2 separate regions of the Homo sapiens genome follow, and region 1 is linked to region 2. A link is an interaction called in ENCODE POLR2A ChIA-PET data of the cell type or tissue named here. Cell type or tissue: GM12878. All regions are shown on one strand. Links, peaks and the distances in the headings refer to the core of each region. The heading gives the core; the rest is flanking DNA.

Region 1 (4,519 bases), core at 244-4,243, 50 kb before region 2:
ACACTTGTAAACGAAAAAAAAGCAAAACATTCATCTTATTCCACAACGCATGTCGCCGAGAGTAGTTTATTGGGGGTTGTTCCTTCTAGTGATCTTCAGGAATCTGTCGTGTCTACTGAAGGTTTCCTTAACCATTCCTGTTATTGGGCATTAAGATGATTTCCAGGCCGGGCACGGTGGCTCAGGCCTGTAATCCCAGCACTTGGGGAGGCTGAGGCGGGTGGACCACTTGAGGTCAGGAGTTCGAGACCAACCTGACCAACACGGTGAAACCCCATCTCTACTAAAAATACAAAATTAGCCGGGCGTGGCGGTGCACGCCTGTAGTCCCAGCTACTTGGGAGGCTGAGGCAGGAGAATCACTTGAACCCGGGAGGCGGAGGTTGCAGTGAGCCGAGATTGTGCCATTGCACTCCACCCTGGGCAACCAGAGGGAAACTCCTTCTCAAAAAAAAAAAAAAAAAAAGATAATTTCTAGTTTTCACAAAGAGAGTGATGAACATTTTAGAGTCAAAGCTTTATCTAGCAGTTGTTTCTTTAGGCTTGCTTTCCAGAAGTGCAATTTCTGGGTCAGAGGCTCTTGGTGCAGATTGACAAATGGTGTTCCGGAAATGTTGTGCCAACGGCCACTCCTCCTAGCTTTGGAGGAGAGGGAACACCTTGGCCAGCTTTGAGTGTTATTTGAAAAATCTTTCATAATTTACTGCGGGAGGGAGGAGCTGACGTGTTGTCATTGTTTCTATTTGCATTTCTTTGATTGCTATCGGGGTTGAACCTTTTAAAACATGTTTATTTATCATTTGAGTTTTCTCTTCCTGTTCATATCCTTTGCCCATTTGTCTTTTAGTACCTCAGTAGCTTTTGCAAAATTAATCTGTATGTGGTTTTCATCAGTGAAGGCTACTAACCCTTTGCCAATTGCATTTTGTTGTTTTTGTTGTTCAGTGGTTTAAATGCTCTGGGAAGTGTTTTGCTGGAGAAGCTTAAAATGTTTATGGAGTTCAGAGCTGGATTTCAGTGTGCCACTTCTGTACTTTACACTTAGAAAGTCTTCTTCTACCCATGAAAGGTTTTTTTTCTCTACATTTTATATTTTAATTTTTTTTTTTTTTTTGAGATGGAGTTTCACTCTTGTTGTTAAGACTGGAGTGCGATGGTGCAATCTCGGCTCACTGCAACCTCTGCCTCCCGGGTTCAAGCGGTTCTCCTGCCCCAGCCTCCCAAGTAGCTGGGATTACAGGCACCCACCACCAAGCCCAGCTAATTTTTGTATTGTTAGTAGAGACGAGATTTCACTACGTTGACCAGGCTGGTCTCGAACTCTCAGGTGATCCACCCACCTCGGCCTCCCAAAGTGTTGGGATTACAGGCGTGAGCCACCGCGCCCAGCCTATATTTTAATTATTATTATCTAAAAAAATTCATCCTCACTACTTGAGATCTGTTTGTGTGTGTGACTCAACGGGCGTTTCGTTTCTCTCCCAAATAGCTAACTGGGGGCCTCAGACAGCTGTTGATTATAGAAATCTACCTCTTTGCCATTGCTTTGGGGTCTGTTTCTGGTGTGTCCATAGATCTGCCTCTCCATGCCACAGAGCGGTGACTGTTCTGATCATGGTAGTGACTGTTCTGATCATGGTAGTTTTATCATGTTTTCATGCTCAAGGAGGCAATTCCACATTCACACATTACTTGTTTGTTGTTTCATGGACTTCTTTTCACATTTCCCTGGGAAGAACTAGGGAACATGCGATGGAGGTGGGAAGAAGTTAAGTGGGTGGCTTGAGGGTTGTATCACAAAAGATAGAAGGGAGGGGAGAAAGGAGGATCTTCTTATCTGAGCCCAACGCTCTGGGGAAGCCACCCAGAGTGAGTGAGTCCTTAAATAGACCTAAATAGAATCCTTGGAATTGTCTGTGAGGACTCCCTTGGAGCCCCCAGCATGAGTCCTTCCATGGGACATGTTGGATGGTTGGAAATCGGGAGTGGGATAGTTGAAAAAGGAAGATGGGTTAGTGAAGGGTGGTGGGAGAGGGGACCGTTATTATTGCACTGTGGAAAAATCCTGAGAATATTGTAGGTCAGGGGCAAGGAGAAGCTAAACTATGACCAGAGAGGTTACTTAACTTGCCCAGAGCCACACAGCTAATAAAAGACAGAACTGGGGTTTGTGCCAAATTTATGCAAGACATACACCAGAATAAAAGCTATGATTTTTTGGAGGAGTGGGAAGGATGTCCTCTCTGTTTAGAAACAAGTGAGCTGCTTCTAGCTGGGACACCAGGGGAAACAGTGAACATTCTTTTATTCTATTACTGAGTTTTCCAAATGTAGTGCTTGTTTGAAAAGCTCTAGGCCTACCTATCTTGAGATATAATTTAAGACATTCCTCTATGAATTTATTTTTGTATCTGTTTTAGACAAAATATCCAGAATGGTGTTATCTGCAATTGAGTCTCCTGCTCCCTGCTGGGTGTTCAGTTGTTGTTGCTGTTGTTTGTTTGTTTGTTTGTTTTTGAGACAGAGTCTCGTTCTGTCACCCAGGCTGGAGTACAGTGGCACAATCTCGGCTCACTGCAACCTCCACCTCCTAGGTTCAAGCAATTTTCCTGCCTCAGCCTCCCAAGTAGCTGGGATTACAGGTGTCACCACATCCGGCTACTTTTTTTTTTTTTTTTTTGAGATGGAGTTTCGCTTTTGTTGCCCAGGCTGGAGTGCAATGGCATGATCTTGGCTCACCGCAATTTCTGCCTCCTGGCTTCAAGCGATTCTCCTGCCTCAGCCTCCCGAGTAGCTAGGATTACAGGCATGCGCCACCACACCCAGCTAATTTTGTATTTTTAGTAGAGATGGGATTTCTCCATGTTGGCCAGGCTGGTCTCGAACTCCCGACCTCAGGTGATCTGCCCGCCTTGGCCTCCCAAAGTGCTGGGATTACAGGGGTGAGCCACCGTGCCTGGCCAACACCTAGCTAAGTTTTGTGTATGTTGTAGAGACAGGGTTTGGCCATGTTGGTCAGGCTGGTCTCAAATTTCTGAGCTCAAGCACCTCGGCTTCCCAAAGTGCTGGGATTACATGCATCGGCCACTGTGCCTGGCTGTGCCTGGCTGTGCCTGATGTTTTGAGTGAATTAAAAATTGCTTTGCTATTAAGAACCAGGCTTTTGTGTCCAGGAGGTCGAAGCTGCACTGAGCCCTGTTCATGCCACTGAGCTCCAGCCTGGGTGACAAACTGAGACTCTATCTCAAAAACAAAAGAAAACAAAAACAAAAATGAACACAAAACAAAACAATAAAAAGAACCGGGCTTGTTTTTCCAGTACTGGGGGTTTTGTTACCCGGAGAAGGTGCGACTAACACTTCCCGGGGTACCGGGTTCCTGGCATGTGGTATATATCTCAGCCATCCATTAGTAGCAGTATCCCCAGGGGGCCAAAAAATGATTGTTTTTTGAACTGTTGCCCCTGTCTTTGAGAGCAACTCAGCTTCAGCTTTCTTTCCCCTCTTCAATTTCTTGTATTGTGATAAAATACACATAGAATAAATTTTTCATCTTAACTTTTTTTTTTTTTGAGATGGAGTCTTGCTCTGCCACCTAGGCTGGGGGGCAGTGGTGTGATCTCAGCTCACTGCAACCTCCGCCTCCTGGATTCAAATGATTCTCCTGCCTCAGCCTTCCGAGTGACTGGGACTTATAGGCACCAGCCACCATGCCCGGCTAAGTTTTGTATTTTCAGGACAGAGGGGGCTTTGCCATGTTGGCCAGGATGGTCTCAAACCCCTGGCCTCGAGCAATACACCCACCTCAGCCTCGCAAAGTGCTGGGATTACAGGTGAGTGCCACCGCGCCTGGCCCCATCTTAACCATTTTAAGTCCACAGTTTTCAGTGGCATTAAGCACGTTCACGTGGTTTTGCAACCATCACCACCACCATCTCCCAAACTTTCTCATCCTCCCAAACTGAAACTCTGTCCCCATGAAACACTCACTCCACCATCTCCCTCTCCCAGCCCCCTGGCACCTACCATCCTATTTTCTGTCTCTATGAATGTGATGACTGTAGGGACCTCCTGTGAGTGGAATCAGACGGGATTTATCCTTTTGTGCCTGGCTTATTTCACTGAGCATGTTGTCCTCAAGGTTCATCCACGTGGTAGCCTGTGTCGGAAATTCTTTCCTTTTTAAGGCTGAATCATGTTCCATTGTATGGAGGGAGCACATTTTGCCTGTGTATTCATCCATCTACGGGCACTTGGTCGCTTTCACATTTCTGCCATTGTGAATCAGGGCCACTGCTGTTGACGCATCTAGCTTTTCAATGCCTGCATTAACCTTGTTGCTGAGGCTTTAGGAAACTTATTTATTTATTTATTTTTTGAGACGGAGTTTTGCTCTCGTCGCCCAGGCTGGATTGCAATGGTGCGATCTCAGCTCACTGCAACCTCTGCCTCCCGGGTTCAAGCGATTCTCCTGCCTCAGCCTCCCGCGTGGCTCGGATTACGGGCACCTGCCACCACGC
Region 2 (4,221 bases), core at 1-4,000:
CTCTCTTGCCCAGGCTGGAGTGCAATGGCACGATCTCAGCTCACTGCAACCTCTGCCTCCTGGGTTTAAGCAATTCTCTTGACTCAGCCTCCCAAGTAGCTGGGATTACAGGTGCACGCCACCACACCTGGCTAATTTTTTGTACTTTTAGTAGAGACGGGGTTTCACCATGTTGGTCAGGCTGATCTAGAACTCCTGACCTCAGGTGGTCCACTCACCTTGGCCTCCCAAAGTGCTGGGATTATAGGCGTGAGCCACCGTGCCCAGCCTGCTTCCATCTTCTTAGCCACTTTTCCCTCAGGTGAGACCATGAGATTAGGAACCTGTTTCAATTCCCGTCGGAATTTCCCAACAGAGCTGGGGCTTTGTGATTCGAATATGTTCAGAGAAGGAAGCAGAAGGAAGCAGAAATGAAGGATGTTATCAGAAAAGGAGACTCAGGGTTGGGTGTGGTGGCTCACGCCTGTAATCCCAGCACTTTGGGAGGCCAAGGTGAGTGGATCACCTGAGGTCAGGAGTTTGAGACCAGCCAGGCCAACATGGTAAAACCCTGTCTCTACTAAAAATTACAAAAATTAGCCAGGCGTGGTGGCATGCGCCTGTAATTCAAGCTACTCGGGAGACTGAGGCAGGAGAATCACTTGAACCCGGGAGGCGAAGGTTGCAGTGAGCCAAGATCATGCCACTGCACTCCAGCCTGGGTGACAGAGCAAGACTCCATCTCAAAAAAATAAATAAATAAATAAATAAATACAGGAAAAGGAAGCTCGGTAGTTTTCAGGGGCTGCTGGCGTTTCCAAGCTTTAGGCATTTTGCTTTGAGTCTTTTTCTGTCTTTCGAGTCATCCTGAAGTGGAACCGAGAGAGGACTGAGTGGGTGGAGGGGGTGGTGGTGGGGACGGCTGTCTGCTCTGCTGGAATTGAGAGTCTGGGAGATCATTGTGGTGTTTTTGGAGTGATTCTTAACCCCAGATATAGACAGTGACACAAGGGGCATAAATACGAGGAACAGTGACCTTCCCTGGTGTCCTTGTTTGAAGCATTTGACCATCTGGGCAAGGCCTGGGAGTGTCTGAACTGGCTGGTGCTTCCATGAACAAGCACAGACTCAGAGCCCATGGTCCTGGGTTCGAATCCTAGTTCTTCCACTTCTTTGCTGTATGACCTTTGTCTACAAAAAATAAAAATTTAGCCAGGCACAGTGGCGTGTGCCTGTAGCCCCAGCTACTCGGGAGGCTGAGGCAGGAAGATCCATTGAGCCCAGGGGTCGAGGCTGTAGTGAGCTATGATTGCACCACTGCACTCCAGCCTGGGCAACAGAAGCAGACCCTGAAGAAAGAAAGAAGCTGGGAAGACAGGGAAGAAGGAAGGAAGAAAGGAGGGAGGGAGAGGGGAAGGAAGGAAGGAAAAAAAAGGGAGGGAACAAGGAAGGAAGGAAGGAGGTGGGGACGGAGGGAAGAAGGAAGGAAGGAGGGAGGGAAGGAAGGAAAGGGAGGGAGGGGAGGGAGGAGGGAGGGAGGGAAGAAAAAAAGGGAAGGGAAGGAACTTTGGAACTACTGAACATCTCTGTTTCCTCATCTATAAAAAGAGGGATAAGTCATCATCATATCTTCCTCTATGGTCATTGAGTGGATGAAATAAGACAGCATTTGCAAATCCCCTAATGCATACCTGGCCCCTGATTTTGTTCCTTGGGCTGCAGCGATGATAGAGGTTTAAAACCTCCAAACGCTGTGTTGAAATCTCTCACGTGGACAACCAGCCCACCAGCAGAGAATGTCATTTTTCCATCCTGGGTAAACAGGGTAGAGAAGAATGAGGACCTCAGGCCAGGTTAGAGAGACCTCGCTTGGTGACCTTGGGAAGGCTTTTAACTTTTAACTTTAATGCTAACATCTGGTTCCCTCCAGTTAGGCAGTCGGCGGCCTAGCCGTCTTGTCTTGAAGTTTCTCTTGCCTTCCATCATGGGTTTATTTGTTCAGCAAATGTTTATGGAGGGCCAGCACAGGGGGGAATAAGAACTAGAGTTCTGGGAGGACGTGTGAAGAAACAAGTTCCGAGCCCCAGGGAGGAAAGAGGTCATTGCCTCCCTCTGGGGAAAATGTCTCTTCTCATACCTGGTTCACTTCTTAAATGGAATTTCCCCCTTCAGATGAGTAAGGCGTTTAATCACAAAGAGAAAACACCTTCATCACATAGCCATCCTTAAAAGGCATTTATTGTGAAGCTGGTTCATAGACTTCTCGCCCAGGTTGCTAACAGCCAACCTGTCTGGGTTTTGGGAAGTTAAAGTGTCTGTATCCCATTTCCTTTTTTTTTTTGAGACAAAGTCTTGCCCTGTCACCTAGCCTGGAGTGCAATGGCACAATCTCTGCTCACTGAAACCTCTGCCTCCCGGGTTCAAGCGATTCTCCTGCCTCAGCCCTCCCGCGTAGCTGAGATTGCAGGCGTGCACCACCACGCCTGGCTAATTTTTTGTATCTTTACTAGAGATGGGGTTTCACCATGTTGGTCAGGCTGGTCTCGAACTCCTGACTTCGTGACTCACCAGCCTCAGCCTCCCAAAGGGCTGGGATGACAGGCGTGAGCCACTGTGCCCAGCCAGTTCTGACTTTTTAACTTGTGATTTGACTTTTCCTGTCTGAAGTCTTTCTCTGCTGGACGTGAGTTGTTGAAGGTGTTGCTTTTCTTTGTAGACAATTAGAGGCGCTCATGCACTGGGCTATGGACAATAATACTTTGAAGATGTGCAAATGATTTGCAACCTTTGTTGCATAAATTATCCCTCTGAGATGCTGTTTGGCTTGATAAATAAAGGACCTGCAAGAGAGAATTTATCTTGAGCATTCCTTGGGGGAGAGAAGCAAAGGGGAAGTGAATGCTGCATAATAATTCTTTGCATACTTTATGGAGGGTGGGTTCCTGCAGTGCCCTGTAGGGTTTTTTGTTTGTTTTTTTTTTTTTTTTTTGAGATGGAGTCGCTCTGTAGCCCAGGCTGGAGTGCAATGGTGCGATCTTGGCTCACTGCAACCTCCGCCTCCCGGGTTCAAGCGATTCTCCTGCCTCAGCCTGCCAAGTAGCTGGGACTACAGACGTGCTCCACCACGCCCAGCTAATTTTTGTATTTTTAGTAGAGACAGGGTTTCACCGTGTTAGCCAGGATGGTCTCGATCTCCTGACCTCGTGATCCGCCCACTTCGGCCTCCCAAAGTGCTGGGATTACAGGCGTGAGCCACCGCGCCCGGCCCCCTGTAGTGGTTTAAAGCATCTTCACTGTTATTCTAAGCCTCACATTTTAAACAGAGCTGAAAAAGGACTCTAATTGCTGGCCTGGGATCCTTGTGTGCTGTAGGAATTCACTGAGGGGGCGGGGCTGGAGAGGGCTGCTAGAGGGTGGTACAGAAGCAGATGGAACTTTCTCTCTGGCTGGACACAGTAGCTCACACCTGTAATCCCAGCACTTTGGGAGGCTGAGGTTGGTGGATCACCTGAGGTCAGGAGTTCGAGACCAGCCTGGCCAACATGGTGAAGCCCCGTCTTTACTAAAAATACAAAAAATTAGCAGGACGTGGGGGTGGGTGCCTGTAGTCCCAACTACTTGGGAGGCTGAGGCAGGAGAATCGCTTGAACCCGGGAGGTAGAGCTTGCAGTGAGCCGAGATCATGCCATTGCACTCCAGCCTGGGCAACAAGAGTGAAACTCCATCTCAAAAAAACCCAAAAATAAATTTAAAGAAAAATTTTCTCTCTGATTCTGCCTGCCTGCCTGCTAGACTGGAAGCACCATGAGGTCAAGGTCCACGATGTCTTGTCGCTATTGAAGCGCCTCCAAAACATGGCAGACCCTCAGCAAATCTTGGACAGATGAATGGGCATTCGATTCAACATGTGTCTGCTAGGTGGGAGCTGAGCGGGAATCGCAGGGCTTGGGTCCCGGGGATGATGGGGAATGGCAGTGTGACTGTGGGGAAGCCAGGGGAATGGGGTGCTGGAGCCCCCAAAGCTATAAATCAGGGCCTGATGAACAGACAGACAGATGGACCAACTTAACCATTTCAGCCCCATCGGCTTTGATGATTTCCCTCTGGCTCTGGCAAGAGTCTCGCTCACCAAGTGGTTCTCACCCTAGGGTGGGTCTGGATATTTCTGGGGACATCTGTGGTTGTCACACGTCGGGGTGGGGGGAGATGCTCCTGACATGGAGTGGGTGGAGGCCAGGGATA

Evidence for each region. Peaks named below come from ENCODE experiments on the same cell type or tissue, not always from the same donor. Only the 100,000 strongest peaks of a DNase experiment are listed, where the experiment ranks them.
Region 1: POLR2A ChIA-PET joins it to region 2 with 7 read pairs; 10 of 35 experiments call an interaction of 5 or more read pairs at or near these places.

Annotation. Positions count from the first base shown.
Region 1 is chr19:7,262,331-7,266,849 of GRCh38, reverse strand. The region is part of intron 2 of INSR (insulin receptor); the gene reads left to right. Among named protein-coding and RNA genes, the nearest start is that of INSR, 30 kb to the left of the region's middle. In GM12878, for the core only: no CTCF peak of the experiment used is centred there; no DNase peak of the experiment used is centred there.
Region 2 is chr19:7,212,089-7,216,309 of GRCh38, reverse strand. All of the region lies in intron 2 of INSR (insulin receptor), which reads left to right. Among named protein-coding and RNA genes, the nearest start is that of INSR, 80 kb to the left of the region's middle. RefSeq lists enhancers at 2,652-3,197, 3,198-3,744. In GM12878, for the core only: a CTCF peak has its summit at 2,703; a DNase peak (open chromatin) is centred at 2,141; H3K27ac peaks cover 2,697 bases.